Linked DNA regions of Homo sapiens: region 2 is linked to region 1. A link is a contact called in ENCODE Hi-C data. All regions are on one chromosome and are shown on one strand. The core of a region is the stretch at or near the end of the contact, and the rest is flanking DNA. Distances in the headings are between cores, read along the strand shown. Region 1 holds the start of CTCF (CCCTC-binding factor). Region 2 holds the start of TANGO6 (transport and golgi organization 6 homolog).

Evidence for each region. Hi-C counts contacts between places; a loop is a spot of excess contacts on that map. Pooled maps may share reads with other maps.
Region 2: a map of CD8-positive, alpha-beta T cell shows a loop between it and region 1 (13-fold over the local background). The contact joins the promoter of TANGO6 here to the promoter of CTCF in region 1. A Hi-C loop is called at or near these places in 2 of 168 maps with a recorded cell type or tissue (CD8-positive, alpha-beta T cell and naive thymus-derived CD4-positive, alpha-beta T cell) and 5 of 50 pooled maps.

Annotation. Positions count from the first base shown.
Region 1 is chr16:67,558,998-67,563,884 of GRCh38, reverse strand. It overlaps CTCF (CCCTC-binding factor), which reads right to left and starts at 1,359. Exons shown (of 12, transcript NM_006565.4): 1 at 1,161-1,359. CTCF-DT (CTCF divergent transcript) reads left to right here and starts at 1,576. Exons shown (of 1, transcript NR_158165.1): 1 at 1,576-2,474. It overlaps LOC124903703 (a long non-coding RNA gene), which reads left to right and starts at 435. Exons shown (of 2, transcript XR_007065094.1): 1 at 435-590. RefSeq lists silencers at 288-387, 908-1,917 and enhancers at 141-1,003, 2,148-2,197, 2,218-2,267.
Region 2 is chr16:68,840,563-68,845,477 of GRCh38, reverse strand. It overlaps TANGO6 (transport and golgi organization 6 homolog), which reads right to left and starts at 1,947. Exons shown (of 18, transcript NM_024562.2): 1 at 1,767-1,947. The coding sequence starts at 1,860. RefSeq lists an enhancer at 1,707-1,976.

The DNA.
Region 1 (4,887 bases), core at 110-2,609:
CTACTGGCGCTCTAGATCGAGTTGCACAATCCTGGGGCAGAACCGCCTTCACCTAGCCCTAGAGCATCAGGTACTAAGTTAGTGTGAGGACATTTTAAAGCGGGAGGGAAACTCAAGGGACTTAGCCCATACTCCCAAATTCAGAAATTTGTCACGTCACTTGAGATCAGAATGAAATTTAAGTTTCAGTCCCTTTGAGATCTCTGAGCGCACAAAGTCAGGCTGCTATCACTCGGCTGGGGAGTCCGAACCCGGCTGGATAAAAACTACTTGGTGCGGAACTCGCATCTTTTCCGCCCACCGTGGGGGGGCCGCACCGGTCGGGTCCGGCCAGGAACCCGGGCGCGAGTTTGGGGGCGCAGCGGGGGCGGCGAGCGCGCGTCCCCCCGCCCGCTCAGGCAGCGTAGAGGTGCGAGCAGCTCAGCCAGCCTTGCAGAGGGAGCTCTCGGCAGCTCTGGGGTCCCTCTGCTCGCAGCCGCTGCAGCGCCGCCTGCGCCACTCGGCGGAGACGGAGACCAGCGGCGGCGACGCGCGGACTGGGAGCGACCGCCGAGCAGCCAAGCAGCTGGGAAGGCACGCAGGCCGGCAGGGTAGGTTCCGGGGACGGGGCTGGCTGGAGGAGGGGCAGCCCGAGACGCGACGGCCAGGGCCCGACACCCATACGGCACCGGGACCTGGCTTAGCGCGCGGCGGCAGTCGGTCCGAACCCTTAAGCTAGGCGGGCGCCGAAGCCGGGACGCGGAGATAGTGTCTCAGCTGGGGCCACCCGCCGCGGGAGGGGCGGAGGACACAGGACAGAGGGCGGGCCGCGGCCGGGCGATCGGCCGGCCAAGAACCGGCCTCGAGGGCAGACAAAGGAAGGAAAATGGAGTCGCCGGGCGCGCGGGCCTCTGCCTCTGCCGCCGCCCGAGGCCTAGCGCGCTGCCAGGAGGGAGGCCTAGCGGGCGGGCGGGCGGGCGGGCGTGGGGGTGGGGGGGGCGGCCGGGCCACGGCGGCGACGGGCAATGGCGGCGGCCGCGCCGCAGCAGGGACGGTAGAGGGAGACAAACACCCCCCGGCGGCGGCGCTGGCGCCGGGCTGCAGCCAGCGCCGACCGGAGCGGCCCCATCGTGACACCTAGAGGCGGCCCGCGAAACCTCCTCCACCCCGGGCCCCCTTACCTCCGCGCCACACCCCCCGCGGCGCCCGCTCCGCCGCCGCTCCACGGCTCCGGCCACCCGGCGTCTCCGGCGAGCTCCGCGCGTCCGCACCGGCCACCGCCGCCGCCGCTGCCGCCAAAGAAGCAGCTCCGCGCACGGTTTAATCGCTCCACAGGCTCAGACACAAAATGGCGGCGGCGCGGTGCAGTGCGCCTGCGTCGGCGCTGCCGGGGCCGCGGGTGCTGATAAGGGAAGGGACGGGTGGGGGGACCGGCCGGGCGGCGAGTAGAGGGCGGGGGAGGAAAGGTGAGGGGAGGGGTTGGCGCAGGGCAGCATGGGAGGCGGCCCCGGGCGCCAACTTTCAAAAGCGGGCGCGATGGCGTCACGGGACGCGCCGCGAGTCGCGTCGTCACGCCGCACGCGCCCTCGCCGGGTCGCTCGTGGGCTCTGCCGGCGCCGCGGCGTCCTGGCTCCCGCTGGGTGGGGCTTCCTGGGCGGAGGCCGCCGCCCCTGGGCGGTGCCGGATCCAGTCCGCTTGACCTTATTCCCTAGCTGCTGTCTCCGGCCCCCTGAACCCGTACAGGGTTGGGGAAGTGGGGGTGGCTGGAGGAAGCGCGCGCGGGGCAAGCCAGTGGGGCTGAGGAGGCTCCCGGGCCCGGCCCCGCCCAGTCTCCGCCCCAGCCAGGCCCGACCCGCCCTCCGAATGTCTTACAGCTGCCCGCCCCAGAGTAAGGCCCGGTCGGTTCCCGCGCGCTCCCAGCTCCGTGCCCGCGAGCGACGACTGGAAGGGCTGTCCTTGCTCAGCGGCTTTTGGTGATCTCTCCGCCCTAGAAGAGGGCCACCTAAAAGCGGGTGCGAGAGGAGAGTGGGAGGGCCTCCTCTTGGTGTCCCCAGGCCACCTCAGCCCGGAGAGGTGGCGGAAAACCAGACTTGATGCTTTAACACGTTCATAGCAATCGCTTTTTACTGAAAGGAGTTTCTGTATTTAGCGCTGTGTAATTCTGTGGAAACGTGCATTTCTTGTCTTTGCGGGAGAGCTGTTCTCTGTGGGCGGAGACCTTCAGTCCCACCCCTCCCCAGGAGGCGCCTGCGGACCCTTCCCAACCTGCAGTCAAGTTGACCAAGAACTGACTGCAAGGTGCTGGTGGCTCTGGGATGAGAGCCTTTTGGTACTTACAGGGAATATGACTCTTCCCTTAGATATCAAATGGACCCAATATCTAGGGAGCAGCTTCTTCTCCATCCATCTGACCGTTCCGTTGTGAGAATGCTGGCCCAATAACATACTCTTTTTTTTTCCCCTAAAGGAATAAAAAAATCTGTATTTTTAAGATGTCAAATCTCCAGAGTTTTTAGATGTTAGCAACTGAATCAGATGTTTTTAAACTTCATGAGCTGATTAAACCACACAGATGAGCTGTCAGTTTACGACCCCTGGCTTGGCTTGGAGGAAAGAGTGAAGAGAAATTCCATGGCCAAATCCTGGGGCACTCCAATATTGGGAGGGTAATGGAGAAGGAGTCTGAAAGGCAGCATCTAGGAAGTCATGAAAGCTAGCGCTGAGTTGTGGAATCCCTGGGCAGAGAAGGTTTCAGGTAGGAGGCATCAGCTGAGCGGTGTGATAAACTTGGGCCAGAGATGTGGCTATTGGATTGGGTCACCTTGCAAGTCACTGGAGAATGTCACTGATGGCCTTGGCTTGATTCACGTGAGTATATCAGGGAGGTGGACCTGACCGGAATGGGTTAAACAGTCACCAGGAAAGTGAGGAAATGGAGACAGCACATGTATGCAATTTGAGAGAGGTTTTGCTGTGAAGGGACCAGATAAGTTTGGGGATAGATATAGAAAGAAATCTTTTAAAAGATAGTAGGGGCCGGGCGCAGTGGCTCACGCCTGTTATCCTAGCACTTTGGGAGGCCAAGGCAGGTGGATCACCTGAGGTCAGGAGTTCGAGACCAGCCTGGCCAATATGGTGAAACCCGGTCTCTACTAAAAATACAAAAATTAGTTGGGCATGGTATCGCGCGCCTGTAATCCAAGCTACTGGGGAGGCTGAGGCAGGAGAATTGCTTGAACCCGGGAGGCAGAGGTTGCAGAGAGCCAAGATTGGGCCACAGCACTCCAGCCTGGGCAACAAAGCGGGACTCCATCTCAAAAAATAATAATAAATAAAATAAAAGATGGTAGGGTTCCCAGAGCATGTTTATGTGCCATTGGGAGGGATATGGTGGGGAAGAAAGATGGGTGATCCAGGAGAGAGGAGGCTTGCTTGACCTATATAGGAGTGAAATCCATCAGAAGATATAAGGAAACAGGGAGGGTTGACCTTGGAGAGGAACAGGGATGCTTCCATTCATGATAAGGGCAACAAAGGTGAAGACAGATGCAAGTGCAGGGGAGAGGGAAGGCAAGTCCTTAACAGGATTGCCTTGGTGGCATTGGGTACTCATCTGAGGTTTGTGATCATGATGTTAAAGGTAAACCAGTTGGCCCAGTGTGTTGGTTTTTCTCCAACATTCAGCTGCTTGGGTACAGACATGAAGAAAAGGGATAGTACAGCTTCTCAACACCAGGACCCAATTTTTCTCATTTCTTTTTTTTTTTTTTGAGACGGAGTTTTGCTCTTATCGCCCAGGCTGGAGTGCAATGGTGTGATCTCAGCTCACCACAACCTCTGCCTCCTGGGTTCAAGCGATTCTCCTGCCTCAACCTCCTGAGTAGCTGGGATTACAGGCATGCGCTACCACCCCCGACTAATTTTGTATTTTTAGTAGAGATGGGGTTTCTCCATGTTGGTCAGGCTGGTCTTGAACTCCCAACCTCAGGTGATCCGCCCGCCTCGGCCTCCCAAAGTGCTGGGATTACAGGAGCGACTCACCGCGCCCGGCAAGTTTTCTCATGTCTAATCCCAGTTACTTACCTTATACAATTAGATACTATTTTAGAAATGTGTGAAGTATTTGAAAAATTTACACGTGACCCTTCTTTTTCTAGAAACCAAGTTATCCCATTTGCCTCTTATGTACACATTAGGACTCAGACATAAAGAAAAGACAAACTCAGAGGAAAATTACCAAACAGATGCTTCTGGAATATTTGCATTTTGCATTCTCCTCAGCCCAAATAGTTCCTGGTATACTTAAGAACTTATGTACTAGAAACAACAAAGCTGACATGCACATAGGGAGACCTTGTTTATACAAAAAATTTAAAAATTAGCTGAGTGTGGTGGCGTATGACTGTAGTCCCAGCTACTTGGGAGGCTGAGGTGGGAAGATCGCTTGAGCCCAGGAGGTCGAGACTACAGGGAGCCATGTGTGTGCCACTGTACTCCAGCCTGGGTGATGAAGCAAGACCCTGTCTCAAAAAAATAAAAAATAGGCCAGGCACAGTGGCTCATGCCTGTAATCCCAGCACTTTGGGAGGCCAAGGTAGGTGGATTACTTGAGCCCAGGAGTTTGAGACTAGCCTGGGTAACATGGCAAAAGCCCATCTCTACAAAAAATTAGCTGAACATGGTGGTGTGTACCTGTAGTCCCAGATACTTGGGAGGCTGAGGCAGGAGCATCACTTGAGCCCAGGAGGTTGAAGCTGCAGTGAACCCCGATTGCACCACTACATTCCAGCCTGAGTGACAGAGCAAGACATTGTCTCAAAAATAAAAAAAAAATTAAAAGCTGACTTGCATTTAAACTTTAGATTTTCTTTCTAGTAACATTAATAAGCTAATTAGTTCACTTTCTCA
Region 2 (4,915 bases), core at 698-3,197, 1.3 Mb before region 1:
TATAATTTCACGAACTAATTCCTCTTCAAATAGGAATGCTTGAATTTCTGTAAATTAAATGAGTACATATATGTGTACTCCACCACATACTCATAGAGATTAGAGAGTCTTCTATAAATGAAGCATAATATACATGTTTCATAACAGATGATTACTTTCAGGATTTTTGCTTATTTAAACGTGTTCTCAGTCATACAATAGAGAGTTGCAGGCCAGGTGTAGTGGCTCAGGCCTGTAATCCCAGCACTTTGGGAGGCCAAGGCAGGCAGATCACTTGAGGTCAGGAGTTCGAGACCAGCCTGGCCAACATGGCAAAACTCCGTCTCTACTAAAAAGACAAAAATTAGCTGGGCATGGTGGTGTGCACCTGTAATCCCAGCTACTCGGGAGGCTGAAGCAGGAGAATCGCTTGAACCTGGGAGGCAGAGGTTGCAGTGAGCCGAGATTGTGCCACTGCACTCCAGCCTGGGCAACAGAGTGAGACCTCATCTCAAAAAAAAAAAAAAAAAAGAGTTGCCGTTAGAAGACAAGTGACCTCTCGATTAGCAACTTAAAATTCTATTTTGCAGTCTGACTCTTAATTGAGACAATGTAGCATATTTACCATACTTTTAGTGGAAATAACCTAAATTCAAATTCTGCCACTTACTAGTCTGACATTGGGCAATTTCCAATGTACCTGAACCTTGGTCCTTCATCCGTAAAAATTGAATACAAGTAGTACCGATCCCAGGGGATCGTAATGAGGATTAAATGATGTGTATGTCAACAGCCTACTATGGGGACTGATACTTAGTAGGCACTCATTTACTAATATTAGTAACTTGTGTTCACTTCCCGCTGGTGTGGTGTAATGTTTGCAGAAGTTTTTGCAGTTTTAAGTATAAAATCTGAGACTGGGAGGTGATCCCCTTTGGCCTTTCATGTGCCCTTGCTAATTCTACAGATCCCTTCCCATCCCTTCCCCCAAATATACACCCCAGTGATAAGCAGAGCTCTATCTTCCACGTCCTTTCCAAAAGCTCCAGATAACATCAGAGCCCCTATACTGAACAATTTGTCTGATTCTGAGAAGGGGGTTCAGTAGATCTCGGGCCTAGGTCCGTGTTCTGCCCCTAATTTGACCACGTGATCTTGGACAGGTTACTTAATTTCTTCAGTGAGCCTTGGGTGTCCTCAGTCGCAAAAGGAGTAGCAGCTTCAACCACTCCCAATATCCCTTCAGATTTTAGACTGGGAAGAAACTGTCCACGCACCACAAAGATTAAAAGCGCCTGGTAACCCCTAAATACTCTCCCCAAACCCATTTCAAACGTCACTGCTTCCGATGTCTGGACTTCTTGGCATTTCGTACAAATCTCAAGGGTCCATGCTGGCCCCTGCGCCCTCACGCGGCTAGGACCTCACATTTCTACGTCGCGGGCGCCCTACCCTCTCTGGAGCTGGGTCCATATCCCCCTCCCAAGAGCGCTGCAGTAAGCACTGAATGAAATAACGGCCCCGCCTGACAGAGCCCAGCACAAGGCAAATGCTCAAGAGATGTTGGCTAATATCAGCAGTCAACGGATCCCGCGCCCTCCTTGAGCCTCAGTTTCCTCAAGAACGTAATGAGGACGGGCATAGACAATGCTCAAAGCCCCCAGCAGCGGGCGGAGGGTCCCGAGGCGGGCCTAAGGGGCGCACGCTGCGGAAGGCAGGGCAGCCCCGGAAGCCGGGCGGCCCTGAGAGTCCCGGGTCCAGCCCGGCGCGGAGATGCGTCCTCTCACCTCCCGGGCTCAGCAGCAGCTTCAATGCCTCCAAAATCCGATCCAGACCGCATGTCTCCTGAGCCCCGCTGCCCACGGCCTGTCGGGCCGCCATGACTGGAGTGTAACACCACGCTCGCGACCCGCTCAGGCGCCTCGGCAGGGCGCCGCCGCCGCCATGTTAAGTGTGGCAGAAGGCTCTGGGCACACTATGGGGCGGGGCCAAATCGATCGGGAACGCCCCCTTCACATTTTTTTTCCGTCCCGGCTTAGTCCGGGGGGTAAGAGGGAACCCAAAAATGGCTAATCTGCCCACGCGCACAATTTCAGAAGCTCAATATGATTAACCGCTATGTAAAGAAGGAAGAGAGAAGTAATGTATCATTAAAGCTATATTTCAATATGAAAATACTCAGGTACTCAACACTGGCAGACATAATGAAGCAGACAGATGCTTCCATCTGCTTACAGTGAAGTATGGATAAGAAAAACAATATTCAGGCTGGGCGCGGTGGCTCACACCTGTAATCGCAGCACTCTGGGAGGCCGAGGCGGGCAGATCACAAGGTCAGGAGTTTGAGACCAACCTGTCCGATATGGTGAAACCCCGTCTCTACTAAACATACAAAAATTAGCCAGGCGTGGTGGCGGGCGCCTGTAGTCCCAGCTACCCGGGAGGCTGAGGCAGGAGAATCGCTCGAAGCTGGGAGGTCGAGGTTGCAGTGAGCCGAGATCACACCACTGCACTCCAGCCTGGGCGACAGAGCGAGACTCCATCTCAAAACAAACAAACAAACAAAACCTAAGTACAGACGTACACACGCATATATATCCATCGTGAATGTAAAGCTACAAATGTTGTTATGGGTAATATGATTTTTTTTTTCAGTGAACTTAGTAAAGTTCCCAGTAAAAGTTCGATCTGTGTTCTGTTTTCATGGTTGATGCATTCCTCGAAAATTCAGGGTCTATCAAAACCATGCCCTCCGCCAAACTGTTTTTATATGTAAAACAGAATGGATTTGAGATTCAGATTATCGGAAACAGGTTTTCACCTACATAAATCCTGGTGGGACGTTGAAAAACCATGTTGTCTGAAAGTCATGCCGCAGACACAGGACAATGTTTTTGAGGGCAGGACCTTTATTTTTATTTTATTTTTTGAGATGGGGTCTCGCTCTGTCGCCTAGGCTGGAGTTCAGTGGCGTGATCTCGGCTCACTGCAACCTCTGCCTCCCAGGCTGAAACAATTATCTGGCCTCAGCCCCCCGAGTAGCTGGGATTACTGGAGTGCCCCAGCATGCCCGGCTAATTTTTGTATTTTTTGTGGAGACAAGGTTTCGCCCTCTTGGCTAGGCTGGTCTTGAGCTCCTCACCTCAAGTGACCTGCCCACCTGGGCCTCCCAAAGTGCTGGGATTACAGGCGTGAGCCACTGCGCCCGGCCCAAAGGACAAACTTCTTAATGGTCCGGTCCTTGGGCGAGAATAAGCTGCGCATAGCTATTACCCTTTTTGGCATGACTCTTGTTTCTTCTTTTCTTTGTCATTTTGGAATGCAGGGCCTGAGAGGGAAAAACGCTAAAAATTTTTTTTTAGAGATGGAGTCTCTATGTTGCCCAGACTTGTCTCAAACTCCTGGCCTCAAGTGATCCTCCTGCCTCAGCCTTCCGAATAAAATCTTGTGTGTGTGTGTGAGACAGAATCTCACTGTCACCCGGGCTGAAGTGCAGTGGTGTGATCTTGGCTCACTCCAACTTCTGCCTCCCCTGCTCAAGTGATCCTCCCGCCTCAGCCTCCCAAGTAGCTGGGACTACAGATGCATGCCACCACACCCGGCTAATTTTTGTAGAGATGGCGTTTCACCATGTCACCCAGGCTGGTCTCAAACTCCTGGGCTCAAGCAATTTGCCCATTTCGACCTTCCAAAATACTGAAATTGCAGGCGTGAGCCACCGGTTCTGGCCTTAAAAATATTTTTGAATGGGAAATAAATCACCTACAAAATTGCCACTGTGCTCTTTTTATTTTGTGTATTCCTTTCCAGGTTTTGTCATTAGACAATGTTTTCTCCATTGTGTATGGGCACAGGTTCATTTGGGAAATAAAAAATTTTAAGAGTATTTTGAGATGTTAAACATTTAGTGAGACGGGGGTAAAGCACTGTGTGGGGAAGGCTTGAGGGGTTTGGTGCAAAAGTACAGGTAGAGGCCCTCACGCCGCCAGCCTAAATGTTTCAGTGTTAGAAATCAAGCGAAGAGACTGGTAACTAAAATATTTTCTATCCTCCTACCTTGAAAATTCTATCAAGTTTGAATTCAAAATTCTCAGACTGTCTCAGAGCTCCACAATGGAGACCTCTGGTCTGACCCATTTTTCTTCTCACCAGCATCTCCATCCTGCACCATGAAGGCTGGGCACTTAGATGTGTGGGCACCCACAGCCCTGCACATTCAGGTTCTGTCCACACCCCACACCCCATCCCTTCCACAGAGCAGCTACCATTTGGCCCCTCTGGGTCTAGAACTGCAGATGGGGGCCGGGCGCGGTGGCTCACACCTGTAATCCCAGCACTTTGGGAGGCAGAGGCGGGTAGATCACAAGGTCAAGAGATTGAGACCATCCTGGCCGACATGGCGAAACCCCATCTCTACTAAAAATACAAAAATTCACTGGGCATAGTGATGTATGCCTATAGTCCCAGCTACTCGGGAGGCTGAGGCAGGAGAACCTCTTGAACCTGGGAGGCGGAGGTTGCAGTGAACCGAGGTCGCGTCACTACACTCCAGCCTGGTGACAAAGGGAGACTTTGTCTCAAAAAAATAAAAAACAAAACAAAACTTCAGACGGGGAGCACAGTGCACCATCCAGAGGGCAGACCCAGGGAAGAGTCCTGCAAAGCCCTAGAAGAAGGCCTGGGATGGTTGGGCAGGGAATTCCAGGGCCTCAGAATCCAGAGTGTGGGCCGGGTGTGGTGGTTTATTCCTGTAATCCCAGCACTTTGGGAGGCTGAGGTGGGAGGATTTCTTTTGCCCAGGAGTTTGACACCAGGCTGGGCAACATAGGGAGACCCTGTCTCTATAAAATAAATACAAAAATTAGCCAGTCAGGAGTTCGAGACCAGCCTGACCAACATGGTGAAACCCCATCTCTACTAAAGATACAAAAATTAG